Regions from separate parts of the Homo sapiens genome. Here region 2 is linked to region 1. A link is a loop called in an ENCODE intact Hi-C map of the cell type or tissue named here. Cell type or tissue: IMR-90. All regions are shown on one strand.

Evidence for each region. Peaks named below come from ENCODE experiments on the same cell type or tissue, not always from the same donor. Only the 100,000 strongest peaks of a DNase experiment are listed, where the experiment ranks them.
Region 2: a loop joins it to region 1, with 3 times the contacts of the local background. A loop is called at or near these places in 2 of 110 quality-filtered maps.

Annotation. Positions count from the first base shown.
Region 1 is chr15:95,021,782-95,029,781 of GRCh38, forward strand. It overlaps LOC105370991 (a long non-coding RNA gene), which reads left to right. Exons shown (of 12, transcript XR_002957693.2): 3 at 3,204-3,277. Among named protein-coding and RNA genes, the nearest start is that of LETR1, 300 kb to the right of the region's middle. In IMR-90, CTCF peaks have their summits at 2,834 (motif pointing right) and 4,556 (motif pointing right); DNase peaks (open chromatin) are centred at 2,850 and 4,580; H3K27me3 peaks cover 168 bases.
Region 2 is chr15:95,556,404-95,564,403 of GRCh38, forward strand. It overlaps LOC105370995 (a long non-coding RNA gene), which reads left to right and starts at 7,964. Exons shown (of 2, transcript XR_932653.1): 1 at 7,964-8,000. RefSeq lists an enhancer at 1,197-1,491. In IMR-90, no CTCF peak of the experiment used is centred here; DNase peaks (open chromatin) are centred at 1,328 and 3,668; H3K27ac peaks cover 1,659 bases.

The DNA.
Region 1 (8,000 bases):
GATATGCATTTAGGATTATTAAGTTTTCTTGATGAATTGATTCATTTACCACTATGAAATTTCTCTATCTCCAATAATACTCTTTGTCTTGAAGTCTTTTTTTTCTGCTATTGATATATTAATAGCTAAATTATGTTTCTTGAAACTATTGATGGAAGAGAGTATCTTTTATTTGCACTTTTAGTTCCCACCAGCCTGTATTTATATATTTCAAGTATGTTTCTTGTAAGCAGAAAGTAGGTGATCTTGCTTTAAAAAAATAAATTCAGTCTGACAATCTTTGCCCTTTAAGTGGAATAATTTGTCCATTTGCATTTAATATAGTAACTAATACAGTTTTTTATCTCACCCTTCTTTGTCTTCTTTCATTCCATTTGGTATTCGTTCTTCGGTTTGTCCCTTCCTGCCTTCTTTGTGTAGGTTCTATAATTTTTAATATTCTATTTTAGCTCCTATGTTTACTTTTTAGCTATTTTTCCCTTTTTAATATTTTTTCTAGCAATCATAATAATTAGCTGTAAGTTATGGTCTACATTTGAAGCACATTATGCTACTTCATATACAGTGTCAATATGTTACTACAGTACCATTTGGTCTGGCTTTAGTTTTAAACATATTTTTCTAGGATGTTATATACAAATTCAATAGCGCGGCAGAACATAACTTTTATTTTGGGTCGTGGAACTGTTGAGAAACAGAGGAAGGCTCTGGGTCTCCAGTTATACATATACACAGAAAGAACTTTGCATGTAACTTCAGGAGATTTATATCCACCTGGAGGCCAGTTTGTGGACTCTTTGTATAGGACAAAGTCTGTTTTTTTCAGCTAGCATTAGTATGGAATCTGAAGCAGAAACTTATTGATAGAACTTGAAAAATAAACCAAAATAATAGAAATGCCCGAGGATGAGGGCTAAAAAAGGTTTGGGGTCAGAGGAAAGAGAAAGAAAAATATAAATTAAGAATTACTCCAAAATTACTTTACTAAGGTATCTTTATAGCACCTAATTATCATCCTGTTACCATGGGCCATACATGATGCTAACATTTGACCAGGTACTTAAAAAAGTTATTGTAGGCCAGGGGCAGTGGCTCATGCCTGTAATCCCAGCATTTTGAGAGGCCTAGGCGGGCAGATCACCTGAGGTCAGGAGTTCGAGACCAGCCTGGCCAACATGATGAAATCCTGTCTCTACTGAAAATACAAAAATTAGCCAGGTGTGGTGGCACACACCTGTAATACCAGCTACTTGGGAGGCTGAGACAGGAGAATCGCTTGGACCCGGGAGGCGGAGGTTGCAGCGAGCTGAGATTGTACCACTGCACTCCAGCCTGGGCAACAAAGAGTGAAACTCTGTCTCAAATAAAAAAGTTATCATACAATCTCTTAACAACCATGAGTTTTTGAGCTTATATGCATTTATAACATACAAGATAGTTGTTTTTAGAATTTAAAAGTTGAACAAACTGTCTTCCAGATAGTTGATCTCACTTGTTCACAATTAAACAACACATACATAGATCAAGGATTCATATTGCCCTCTTCCTAATTCTGAGCTATCAGTCTTTCCAATTCTCCAGGTGGTCAGAAGAATTTTCTATCACCTTGTTGCCTAAAAATACATATTTTCATTCAGAGTAAATAGATTATAATGCTACAAGTATAATTCAGGGAACCTTTGGTGTCGTAAAATTGGTGGAATTATTCCTCTTAAAGCAGGACTGGAAATGTGTTTCAGCGTAAGCTGGTTTCCAGGACTTATTTCCTATCCTGAGCACTTGGTACCCTGAGAACACCCAAGTAGCGTAAGTAAAGCAGTTGTTGATTGGGATGAAGACAAATGAACTCATCCTCCAGGTGAGGAGAGAGTTAATTGCTCTGCTTATGGGCACCATAAATTATTACTCAGTACAATTTCTGAAAACCTGTGGCCAAGGAAAGGGTGTCCATCTCATTGATAAAATTTGGCTTGTTCACCCAGAGACATGACATCTTGTTTATATGTATATATAACTGGGCACTGGGGTTAGGGTGTTTTCTACTGACTTACTAGATGGCCTTGAGAGAATGCTATACACCTTAAATTGTCTTCTTTGTTTAAACTGAATATAATACCTTCTCAAAAGGTAGCTAACATTTACAAAACAGCTAAAAATACTTCCTTAAAGGAGTTGTGATAGGACAGCCCGATTTGTTCACATACCACTGTTTCCAAAACATGTGCAGAGACTCAAGGAAGTTACCAAAACAATTAAGAATTGATTTAATTAACCTTTGTATCTTAGTATTGACCCAGCCTTTATAACAGCCTCTTAAACTCTGGAATACCCCAAGTCCAGAGTGTAGGCGTGTTTGCACACGCACACACGCACTCACACACATTCACACACACACCCAAACACATATACTCTCGCGCAGATACACCAACTGCAACAGCATTTTTAATTGAAAAGCATAAATTTGGAATGCTAAAACTATTAACGATTTGTTTTAATTAGGAACCCAGCTGCTTCCTGAGATTTTGCAGTCTGGGTTTCAGAACTTTTGCCATACTGAGAACGAGTCTCAAGTGGGTTGCTTTGGTCTTCCAGATCAGCATTTTTAAAAGACTTGTTGGAAGGGGGAGCTGCAAATGCTTCTGAGCTGTAAAATTACAGCTGCGTTTGTCCTTGGATGAGGTTGGGGCTGCTTTGTTATTGTAGCCAGCACCCTGCCCTTGACCTCTCACTTGGGCATGTTAAGTCTAGCAGGCTACCTGATCTTTGGATCATCTTGCCAAGTTGGCTTACAGATATGCAGCATCATGGATTTTGAGGTCCCTACTTATTCCACCATCAGTAGGGGGAGCTGTTACTTAATTGAAGTCTAAAGCGCCTCTCTCTTTTTCTTTAAATATTTGACAAGCTGAGAAGATAGTTCTTGAAAGTCAGTTAAGGGAAGTAGAGTCTGAGGAGCAGTAACATTTTTATGTGCCTCTTTTCTGATGTTCAGCTAATGCCAGCCATAGAACTTGTTATTTGGATAACATTAAATGGAGTATAACACATTCTGTTCATCAGTGAGCGTGGAAGCCATTCATTAGTCTATTCACTCACTCACTAATTTGCTCATTTATTCATTCAATCTTTCTTGATTGCCTACTATGTAAAATGCATGGTGCTATGAATGTGAAGATTACTAAAACACTGCTTCTGCCTTTCAGGAGTTTAGAGTCTAATGGATGGAACACAGAAGCAGGAAAAAAATTGCTGTAGAATATGATAAAGATTAATAGAGGTATGTACAAAGCACATTGGGGATAGAGGGAAGGGAGTCGGGAGATACTTTCTGTGGTACTGGGAATGCGTTTACCAAATATTAATATTTGTTAAATGAATATTGGTAAATGGTCAATAGATGGGTGAATGAATGGATGAAGAGAAAAAGGAGCTGACAGGAAAGTGAGCACAGGCAGTCTAGGAAAACCAGTTTGAAGAAAAGCTTAATGAAAGGGTATGTTAAAGTTGCAAAGCGTGAGAAGAGCAAGGTGCCATGGAAAGAGACTTAACAGGGTGCTGAGAGGTGAAGCTTGTGAGAGAAGGCAGCTGTTCATGAAAGGCTTTTTGTGCCATGCTAAGGAGCTTGGACTTGATGATCAAGAAGCTGCTGGACCAGGGGAGAGATAAAGGGAGAGCTATAGTTTAGAAATGTCATTTGGGCAATGATGTGAATGATGGTGTAGAAATGTAAGACTAGAGGTGGAACAGAAAAATACACTTGAAGGTATTTTTAATACAATGAAACTTTTCTAGGAGTCTGCAATAAAGACTGACAGATTGGAAAGATACTTAAAAAACAAATCAGCAGGACTTAGCAGGTTATTGAATGTGGGATGCTGGCAATTTTAAGGAAAAAATAGTGTTCACGGTACTCCTTTGTAAGTATAGACATGCCTCTGCAGAGAACCATTTTTCTGAAATTGATATATACAGATAAATTGCAATGGATAGCTTGCTAGCTATTTGGAGAAGTCACCTGGAAAAGTCATATTGCAATTTAAATATCATAACGATGGAGTATAAAGTTTGGACTGGACAGTATCAATATTTATATAAATTCAATTATGAATGGAATATTTTGAAATATTTTGTGATTTAAAATAGACAATTCATTCAAATGTATTTATCACCGAATTTATCAAGAAAATTTGTTCAACATCGATACAATAGGAAATAACTATAGAATGGATGTTGACAAATGACAACTCATGGAGCAAACCCAGTGCCCACACTTCCCCACCTGTTTTTGTAAATAAAAGTTTATAAATAAAGTTTTATTGGAATACAGCTATGCTCATTCATTTATATATTGTCCATGGCTGCTGTCATGCTACGATGGCAGGGGTGAGTAGTCATGAGAGAGACTGCAAGCAGTTCATTGGTTTGTGTAAGATAAGAGGTAGATCATGCATGCGTGCCCAGGAGCACTCAGTATAGAGTGTGGGGTGACCTAGTTAAAGGGTCACTGGAACCCATAGACATAAACCAAGACCCAGGCACCCCAAGAAGCAGCCACAGGAGGGCAGCAAAGTCACATGACATTAAAAATATCTATTTGAGAGCAATGGTGGCCAGCAGTGTGTAGATTACAAACCATTTGGTATTTCATGTGACAGCACCAAAGTCCAATAGAAATTTCTTTAGCATGAATGTATATGCTCAGTAGTCTCTTTTGGATCCAAATTAAGAAGTATTCAGAAATAAAATCTGCTTTTGGGAGAAGCCAAATTTTTTAAAACAAAAGAGACTTTTGATTAGGATAAAATGTGTCAGTGCAGGATACTGACACTTTTTACTTCATAGAGAACATCGATACAAATCCATTTAAATAAGCATTCCCATTTTAATTGACTTTTTCACAAGAAGAGCAAGATGAACACATTGCAGCACATAGTTCTTCCATGGAAAAATACAGCATCATTTAAAAAAAATGAACACTGAGAAATAGCATTTATTTATTTTTTTTCTGCTTTTTTTTCCACATTGATTTATTTTGTAGCCTACTTGGGCCAAACATTGCACTGGAGAAGAGGGATACAGAGAACAATGAAAAGAGAGTGACGAAGTTATTTTATAATTTTAAAACCACACCCACATCAAAAATAATAAACATCTCTGGAAAAAAGCACGACTTAAAATGTTAGTCTTGGTTTATTTTCTGTTTTCTTGCCTTGATTTTGGCCCTATATCAAGCCACTTCTCAATTTCAACATGTAGATAGCTTAAAATCTTTGGCTTGGGCTGGGCACGGTGGCTCACACCTGTAATCCCAGCACTTTGGGAGGCCAAGGTGGGTGGATCACAAAGTCAAGAGATAGAGACCATCCTGGCCAACATGGTGAAACCCCGTCTCTACTAAAAATACAAAAATTGTATGGGCATGGTGGCATGTGCCTGTAGTCCCAGCTACTTGGGAGGCTGAGGCAGGAGAATCCCTTGAACCCGGGAGACAGAGGTTGCAGTGAGCCGAGATCGCGCCACTGCACTCCAGCCTGGCGACAGAGTCTCGCTCTGTCAAAAAAAAAAAAAAAAAAAAAAAAAATCTTTGGCTTGGTGAACGGAAGTTCTTAATTTGAATATTTGAATATAGATTAATTTACCTAATTCTTCTGTTATGGTTTGTAAGTTTTGACAAGAATTTTTTAAATTAAGTGGGTTTAAAATATTAACAGTAATAATTTTTGGAAGCTGTATTAAATGTTTCACTACACTTCTAAGTCATCAGAATACTGGTATCTATTCGATAGATGAGCTAACAAATCGTCTCTTGAAAGTGATCTGGTTATCAGTGATCCTTACCTCATTGACTTTTGTCAACAGTAGATATTCCTTGTTTGCACATACTGCATCTGCAATAAATGGTTGCTAAAAATTATTTTTAAATCTCTTATATTTGGAGGACAAGTTAATAATTTACAACTCCTTAATTAGGATCTATTTTGACCAGGTCTTTCCAACTGAGGAAAAATATCAATTGTAGCAATTAAAAATGTAAAATTCTTATTCTTTGATTGTTTCAATAGTTAAAGCCTTAGACTTTGGGAATTAGAAAAAGTCTTTGGTAAAAATATCTAACTTGGAAAAGCTGTGGGTGTGTTGTATATGCGTGTGTGAGGTGTGTGTATCTCAGGTTTGGTGTAGCCATAGAAAGATGTGTATATGTATTTATAGCTCTTGTTTTTTGGCCATAATACATATAGTGTCTACAGTTAAAAATGTTCTGAAGAAAATAGCACATTTGAATGTTAGATACAACCTCCTTTCGCTTTAAACAATTTCTCCAGTTGAGCATGACTTTTTCGTGTTGAATCCTCTGAGATTCACTTACAGCATGTTTTGTCAGCCTGTCAAGAGTGAAGAACTCTTAATTTAGGCATGATCTCCCACTACATATTTGGATTCCCCAAACCGAGTCACATTTAGTAAAAGGATCCTGAAGCCTATACAAGCAGACAGAAACTTCAGTAAACAAGTAGAAGATCTAGCATTTTAGCTAGGCAGTCCTACATTTCAAAGAAACATGTTCCCAGCAGAAAACACATTATTTATATGGTGGTCTTGACAAAAAGTCAGTTTATCAACACATGGCACAATATATAATTTTCCTGATTTTCTGAAATCTTGATGTTTTCCAAAATTCAGTCTTCTGTTAGAGACGCACATTGAATTACAGTCATAGTTTCTCTGATTAAGAACAAAAACAAAACAAAAATCAGATGAAGAAGTGAAAAAAGAGAATGGAAAAGAAATAGGAAGATTATTTCTTAGGAATGTGTGCAAGTGTGGCACCCCATTCACAATCTAAATGTTTCTTAAGCCCCTTCAAATTAGAACATGGGTTAGAATAAAAGTGAATACTCTTGCCTTTGAGAGGTTTACATTTTAAATAATGAAGAGAGAGTAACATTTCATTGCATAGTGGTATATGGCATTTGGATTTTTAAAAAATGTTCCAGGTCTCTAAATCAGGAAAATGATATAGCTATTAGGGAAAGGGAGAGGCTTCTTTCCCTAGCAGCTGGTCATTATATGATATATGTATTTGCTTATATTGAAGATAAAGATACAATGTCAGTGTTTCTATATAACTGGAAGAATAAAACCACATCCCCAAAGGCTGGAACACCAAAAGGACCTTATTTAACAAATAGGCCCTTAATTCAAAAGCTTTAGCTTTCTTGTTGTAGTGTTGTTCAGGGAATGACTAAGAAGAGTCACACAGATTTTAAAGATAAAGTTTAGTAACATTTAGTTAAACTGAAAAGAAAATTCCTTTTAGAATTTTGGTTGGAATTAGATTGCAGTTATTTAATAAATAGGAATACTGAAAAGTTTAAAATTTTTTCTTTTTAGACAAGGTCAAGCTATTTCTTCCCATTTATTCATGTTTTATTTTGTGCTCCTTAAAAGAGGCGTAAGGTTTTCTTAATTTTAGGTTTATTTCCAATTATTTATTTTTGTTGTTGCTATTATTGATTTCTGTCTTAAACTGTCTGCTTGTTTGCGTAAATTTCATTAAAAATACATTTAAGAATAAAGATATTTTTAAAAAGAAAATATAGTAAAGCTTGACTAACTTTAGCATATAGTAAAATATTTCATACAGGTACAATAATTAAACCAATTTGGTTGTGGGACTAAAGAATACACAGATCAAAAGAATAGAATAGAGAGTCCAGAAATGAATCTAACTGCATATGGGAATTTAGTAATTTATAAAACTAGCATTTCAAATTAGTGAAAGGAAATGTGTTTCCCCTTAAAATGCATTGGATCAACTCAATTGCCATTTGGGAAAAATAATAAAGGTAGATCTCCACCTTACCTCCTAAACCACACAACAAAGCTAAATAAATAAAAGATTCAAAAGTTGAAACCTTAAAATGAAGAAAATTTTATTAGATTTTATTATAAATTAAAAGATAATGCTTTCCTAAGCATGACACATGTGCATGAAAGGA
Region 2 (8,000 bases), 530 kb after region 1:
CAGAATTTCAACCATTTGTAGGTTTTTTTTTTTAGCTAGCCTGGGAGCCTATGTGCATTTAAGCATTTTCTAAGGAATTCTCTGTTCTAGATTTCAAAGATGCTAATATATTCTTTTAGCATTCCCTAAATTTTCAACAATAAACTCACAGCTTTGCAGATTCTCATTCTGGTTCTTGGAGAGAATGTACGTCTTTACATATTTGCAGATTCATGTGTGAAACTTCAGATGAGCTTTCGGGAGCCTTGTGTTAATTAAAAAAGGGAAATCAATGGGCCTGTGAATCCACCTTTTCCTGGGGTTAAAATCCAAGAAGAAATTAAGACCAAGCTAAACAGAAAAACTACATGGGTGGGAGAAATATTTACCATGTATACACAACTCTCTCTCAAGCACACATAAAATACATTATTTTTTTATTGAAGAAAAAAGATATTAAAAAATCCAGTGACTGATTTTGCTTCTTGAACCAAATCAAATATTTTTTTGTCCGAGCTCTCATAACTGCAGTCTGCAGAGGTCACGGCCTCAACTTTCTCCTTCAGATGGTCTGCGAGTGGAATGTCCTTACCATTAAGGCTCCTTTTGTTTTCCTTGGGAGGGTTTTGCTTACACTGGCAAGCGGCTGAGACGAACCAAGGTTCTCTAGACTCTGTTTATTAGGTTTTTATCTTCTTATCAGAGTCTTCCTTCTTAAATCATGTCAGCATTTTACCACTCTTCAGGGATTCCTGGTGTTTTATTGTCTATGAACTGCTTGGGGGGTGGTCAGGGAGGGAGCTCGCCTAACAAATATAACATTTATAGAATAGTAGAACCAGAGAGGACGCCGCGCTCACTTATTATTCCCACACTCACCCGACGTTTCCTCTCCCCCTGCGGGTGAGGAGCCCCCGGGAAGCCCCTTGCCAGCTCAGCCCACGCTTATTTGTCAACGAAGTGACATGGCTTCTCTGTGGACAACCTGCTTTTCAGTTATTTTGAGTGGCTCTTTAAGCCCATATGTACTTGCTTAAGCCATTTTCAATCATCCAAAGAGACCATCGGGTGAGTGGGCGATTGCTTTGAACTTGAGAACATTATTGGGTTTCATTCGCAGATGTAATCTGGATGTAGGGGGTCCGTTTCTATACCTGCTTTTCCTACCACATCGGATTCAGACTTTAAAATAGCCTCATGCCAAAGTGTCCAAACTTCGTAGTCTAAGCACAAGGTTCGGAGGGAAGGTGAGAAAAATTGCCTAGCTTTAGCTAAGGCAGGGTTTTTATGGGGCAGTGGAGGGAGGTGGCCAGAAACCAGGAAGACAAGAGGAATGCTCACTGCTGGGAAAGTGAGTCATCTCTTTTCCCTTTCATTGCTACCCACATGACTCATCATAGTATTATATTTTTAACCATAGGCTGATTATGTCTAGTCACATGTGTTTAAAACAAGTTCTAAAAATAAGGTTAATTAGGAAAAAAACACCTTGTCAGAAAAAAAAAATCCACATCTTTTCATTGAGGTCATAAAGTGACTTTATTGTTATTAATACATATTGGTTTCAAAAGTGGTAAAAACCGTAAGACAATGGCAATAAAACAACTCCTAAAGAGGCATGAGGTTCTAAGGCAGTAGATTATGCTGATATGTGAATTCTTATAGATATAAATTAATTCTATGTATTAGGTTGGTGCAAAAGTAATTGTGGCTTCTGCCATAAGCTCATATAAGATGAGAGTTTGATCTACAAGGGGGGATTATAGTTATTAAAGAGCATTAAACTGCTTTCTAATGTTCATCTATCCTTTCAAAAAATATTTATTGAGTGCTTACCTGTGTGAGGCATTGTTTATCTTGGAATCCCCAGTCTACAGGGACATGGCAATAACTGCCTGGTGTACACACTGGTCTATGTACTCTTGTCTTAGTGCATTGTCCCGGAGAATATACAATTCTCTTTCTAGTGATGAGTAACTGTTTACTCCTACTCTTTGTTAAGACCTCAGGGTATGTATGTTCAGTATTCCATGGTAAGGAAGTCTGAATTCGATGGAGGATCACATGGGTTTCTTTTTTATTTTTTTCCCTCTAATGAATCTTGAATGACATTTCTTTTTCTTTAAGAGCATTTTCCCTACTTATTAAAGCAATAAGTTCTTGTGGAAAAGTGCTTAACATAACAGTTTCACGGCCAGCTTTCCCTTCCAGCTGATAACATCGCAGAGAAAGACGAACACAAGGCTTGGAAATTTGGGACTAAATGCTAACATGATTTTTTAGATAAAAATGAATAGTAATAAAAGAAGTTTGAAATTTTATCATGAAGACTTAAGTGCATTTTTCAAGTGAGTTTCTACTTAGCTTTTTTTTCCCCCTCAATTCCCTTATCGCTGCAACTCAAATTTGAGGGACTTATCGTCTTCACTAATCCATCACTTGAGCTTCATTTTCATGATTTTCTGTGACTTGAGTACTCCAACTATTTAGGGTTCCCCATACTGCCTCAGCATCAACATAATTTCACCTTCATAATTGATTGATTGTACCTTTCACAGAGAAAAATATGAATAAAGGCCTGGATTTTACTAGAATGTAAAAGATAATTGCTAATATAATAAAACACTTGGTAGGACTACTGCTCTCATGAAGTTTAACCTTCCAAGGCTTTCTAAACTTAGTAAAATTATATTAGTCATCTCCTTGTTGTTACTATTATAATAATTTCTTAAAGATACGATGGTTGACTCAGGGTTATTCATTTTTTCATCATTCATTCAGCTAGCATTTATTTATTAGCTGCTGTCTTCCAGACTTAGTGTCAGGTATTAAAAGGAAGAAGAACTAAACGTAATACTTATTTTTGTTATGAGCTCCTACTTGAGTTTCTTAAAGTTTGATTAGCATGTAAAGAAATATTTACAATACAGTAGATAAGAGCTATATGGCATCACAATGGGGAGAGCCATGGATATTTCGAAGACCCAGTCAAGTGGAAAGTTAGGTTCCAAAGAAAAAGTAGGAATTTAGGGGAGGAGTTCATATTTCAGGCAGAGAAGTGTTAGGCTTGGGCATAAGGAAAAGAATGTGCAGGAATTGCCCTGGGGAAGGCACAATTTCCCAGTAGCTGGCAGGTATTGGAGGAAGTGATTGAGGGGATATTAAGGGTTAGGATACCGTTTAGTAATGAAGGTCCCCTGTGCCCTGCAAGGAGATTTGTGAGGTTCACCCCATCCCTCTGCATCCACCCCAGTGAAATCAATTTTCAGACTCTATGTGGTCAATTAGCCTTATTAATTACAAACATTTTACTACTTTTTGAGTTTAGCCAGGCACATGATCACATCCATTTTATCTGTTACTATTTTGTTAAGCCATTGCTTTTTATCTAGGTTATAAGAATAAGACAGTGAAAACTACCCTTCTATAATACAACCAAGTGCAGCAGTCCCCGTTTATCCACAATTTTGTTTTCCGCAGTTTCACTTACCTGTGGTCAATGGGGGTCTGAAAATAGGACATCACTACCTGTGTGCTTTGGGGCCATTATTAAGTCAAAGAAAGGTTAATTGAACACAAGCACGGCAACAACAGGACAGTCAATCTGATAACAGAGATGGCTACTAAGTGAGTCATGGGCAGACAGTGCAGACAGCCGGGATCTGCTTCTCCAAGAAATGATTCATGTCCCACGTGCGACGGAGCAAGATGGCCCAAGATTTCATCACACTACTCAGAATGTGGCACAATTTAGAATTTATGAATTGTTTATTTCTGAAATTGCTCATTTACGTCACAATGCCTATAGCTATGCATCCCTTTATCTCATGACATAGACATTTTATATTTCACATCATCACAAAGAAAAGGGTGAGTACAGTACAGCAAGATATTTTGAGAAAGAGAGAGAGACCACATCCATATACCTTTTATTACGTCATATTATTGTCATTGTTCTATTTTACTATTATTGCTGTTAATTTCTTATTGTGCCTAATTTATAAATCACACTTTATTATAGGCATGCATGTATAGGAAAAAATATAGTGTATATAGGATAGTGTATATATGTAGATAGTGTGTAACTATCTATAGTTACAGGCATCCACTGAGAGTCTTGGAATTTATATGTATCTCTATATTATAGATATATAGATATATATAAATATACATATATAGATATATGTATAACTTTATATTAAACAAATAATATAATATATAACATTACGTATTTATTGTTATGTATGTAATATATAATGTTCTATTATGTATTATATACATTATACATAATGTATATAATATAATATATATAACTCATATCACCACAAAATGAAGTGTGTTTAAGGTTTTCCAGCCTATGATAATAGTACTTGTCCCAATTAAAAATAAGATTTAATATTTTAGCTGGCATAAAAGTAGACTTGAAGACAGAGGCAAATTTAAGACTCAGAAAACAATGCAGAATACAGAGCACTGAGGAGATGGAACTCGATGAAAAAAGCTTCAGGTGTGATCATCCAGATTCTAATTTGGATACTAAAATATCGGGTAGATTTCACCCGTGACTGAAAGTCACAGAAATGCTCCGATGACATGAAATTTTTCACATGCGCTACAAATGTGGCTAACCAAAGTATTATGATTCTATGTGAGAATAAAAAAATTAAATGTATAGACAACTAGAATTATTTTTCGATTATAGGACAAAGAGTCAACTGTTCTTGTAGATACTAAATTCACAGGGAAACTTAAGCTTATTTTGTTTCTCAAGGTGAACAACTTAGAAATCTTCTAAGCTGCAACTCTCTCTCTCTAATATATATATATATATATGAGATATATATGTGTGAATATATATAAACCAATAAGCATTGACACACTGTCAAATGTACTTTTGTGACTTTTCTCTTAAAATACTCAAACAACCATATCTTTCTCTATTTCCTGCACAGGTGATTTTGCAAACTTGGTTAAATGACACTTCTCAAAAATAAAATCTATTTGGAGAGAAAACTTTATGAAAAGGCAAATGTAGCAGCTAGTTCATTGCATCAGATCTACTGCAGTTCAAATGAAAATGTGAAGAAATTCCTCGTGAAGAATCATGTCAAAAGTTTACATTTGAACTAGTTTCCAAGAGATCATATGCTTTAACTCCAAGTTAAATGATGTATGGGCCATATCTCATCTTTTTCCTCCTCCCCTACTTCAACCTTTTCCCCAGTAATACCACATCTCCCATACTCACTCCTTCACGCAAACACATAACACACACATACCACCACTTCACATTCCTTCTCTCACACACATCACTCCACACACACACATACACCAGCACACACACATTCCATTCATTCACAATCATATATACACAAATAGACAAACACTACTCCACACTCACATACACATACACAGACACACACACACACCATGCTTTCAGATGTGCAAACACAAACACACACCTTTTGGACCTACTATTTATTATATTATGCATCCCTGTAGGATTATGGCTTGGCTATCTCAAGTGTTTAGAGTTTTATTTTATTTTTATTTTTATTTTTTATTTATTTAGAGACAGAGTCTCACTCTGTCACCTAGGCTGAAGTACAGTTGTGTGATCATTGCTCACTGCAGCTTGAAACTCCTGGGCTCAAGCAATCCTCTTGACTCAGCCTACCAAGTAGCTGGGACTACAACACCCAGCTAACAGTGTTTGGAATTGAAAGTGTGCAGAGCAGAGAATCATGAGACAAAAAGAGAAAAGTTAAAGAATAAAATTATTGACAATAGGTGCCCATCAAATTCTCATTCCTTCCTCCATGCTTGACAATTTCACATAGGCCTGCAAAGATTGGTTCTTACTTAAGAGTATATCAGAGAGATTCATGTCAAAGGCCCCCTTACCCCAACCTTGAGATTAAAGAAAATGCTATCTGCTGATGAAAGAAGACACATGAAGTATGGATCATGTAGAAACCAGTTTAATTTCAGCCTCTTCACAAAATAGCAGATTGGAATTTTCCTAGGAAGAGTTTGTATTTGTTTTGTTTTGTTACATTTTGTTTTCTAATTATAGACTTAAAAAACAAAACTTAGAGACTAAAGGAGATAGACGGCTAGCATGAATGTAAACTAACAACTACTTTTTATATAGAGCAAATGGACAACATATATCAGAAGCCTTTATAATATAAAGCCCACTGATTTAGTAATTCAGATATGTAAAATGCCGACCAAGGAAATTATCCTAAGTAAAGAAATAAAGTTTTGTGTCTGATGCCCTCATAGTGATCAATATTATATTGTTTACAGTGGCAAAAACTTGGATATAAGAAAATATCAACAACAGGGAAATGATTAGTAAATAATGAAGCATCCTCATAGTGGAACGATAAATAGCCATTAAACTCTGTCAGATTTTTTCTAGTAACAAAGAAAATGCATATAATAAAATTCAAAGTGTATGGCCAAATTTAAAATACTGTATACAGACTGATCTCAATGATGAGACAAAGGCAAAATAAATAAATAATAAAAGATTGAAACCAAAATACCAGTGGAAGTCATCTGTAGGCAATATGATTGTGGATGTTTTCTTTTATACTTTTAAGTACTTCCCAAATTTTACACAATAAAAATGAATTAAATAAACTGTATTCTAGAAACACAATGGGATTGATTAGCTCTATTTATTCAGCTACATTGGTTTCCATTTTCCCAGTGGTTTTATTATCTAAATTACATTATGAATAGTGTGAAACGCTTAGAGACAACACGCGTGCTTTTGATATGCTGAAAACATATTTCTTAGAAAAGCCGAGATGTTAGGAGAAAGTACATCAAATGCAACTTCAAACTTGTAAAATCTAGCTTAATACCAGTTTCTCATAGCTGGCATCTAGTTCCTAGAAAATGTGGGATGTTTCTATTACTGTTTGCAAGTTTTGAATGTTCTGAAATATTACCAAAGTTATACCAAAAATTCTAACAGTAGAAACAAACTATTACATTTACTTTTGTATCAAATGCAAAGTATGCATATGGAATGGATTAATCATTAATCACTTCTTCATTTACAAATCACTAGAGCTAATAAAATTATTTATAAATCACTAAGGCTAATAAAATTATTTTCTTTTTAGGATGAGGGAGACAAATATTAATTAAGGGCTTACTGTTCCAGAATGTGTTAGAGGTGCTTTAAATTCAGAGGTTATAACCCAGAGGTAAAGAGCTCATCCCCTGTCAATTACACAAAGCTGGGTTTAGTTCTCAGCTCAAGTACACAGTGTGACCCTGGGCAAATAATGTATCAGGTGCCGAATTCCTTATTTACAAAACTGGTATGGCAATGGCAGTGATTTCATTTGAGCCAAAGACAGAAGAAGCCATTTGTGCAAAGCCTCCCCAGAAACACAGCCTAGGGCCCATTCCTGTGAGTCATCCAGGGAGGCTAGAGGTTAGGGTACAGGTGGAAACAGAAGAGGCAGCAGGTGACGTTAGGCAGGAGGGCACCGGATTGAATGCCACTAGGTTTCGATTTTATCCTGAGGGCACTAGGGCACCATTGACTGGATGAAGTGAGAGGGATATGCTTTGTAAGCATTTCTGGAATTATAGTGCGGGGTGCTGAAAACTACTCTGCTTAAATGGCCAAGAACACATGTATCTTTGTTGTAGGTCACAATTGTATAGCATGACATGTTATAAGAGGTACAGAAAGTCTTTAGGGCAGCCTTTTTGATCTCCTGGGTATTGGGGAAATAAGGAAGGGTCCTATCCCTGGCTTCATGTTTTCCTGTGGATGGAGGGCCCGTGGCAAAGCTATCTAGTCCTTTCCTCCACTCCCTCCTCCCCAAGGGTGGAGCTGACTTACCTGATGAATGATGAGCCTGGCAGGGGGAACCAAGCCTACCTGGCTCAGCTGCTTCCTGATCAACCACTCCTGAAAAGGACTTACATTCTCTTGACCTTGCAGTTGACTTAGCAGAGAAGGCCTCGTCCTGACCAGGAAATCCCTG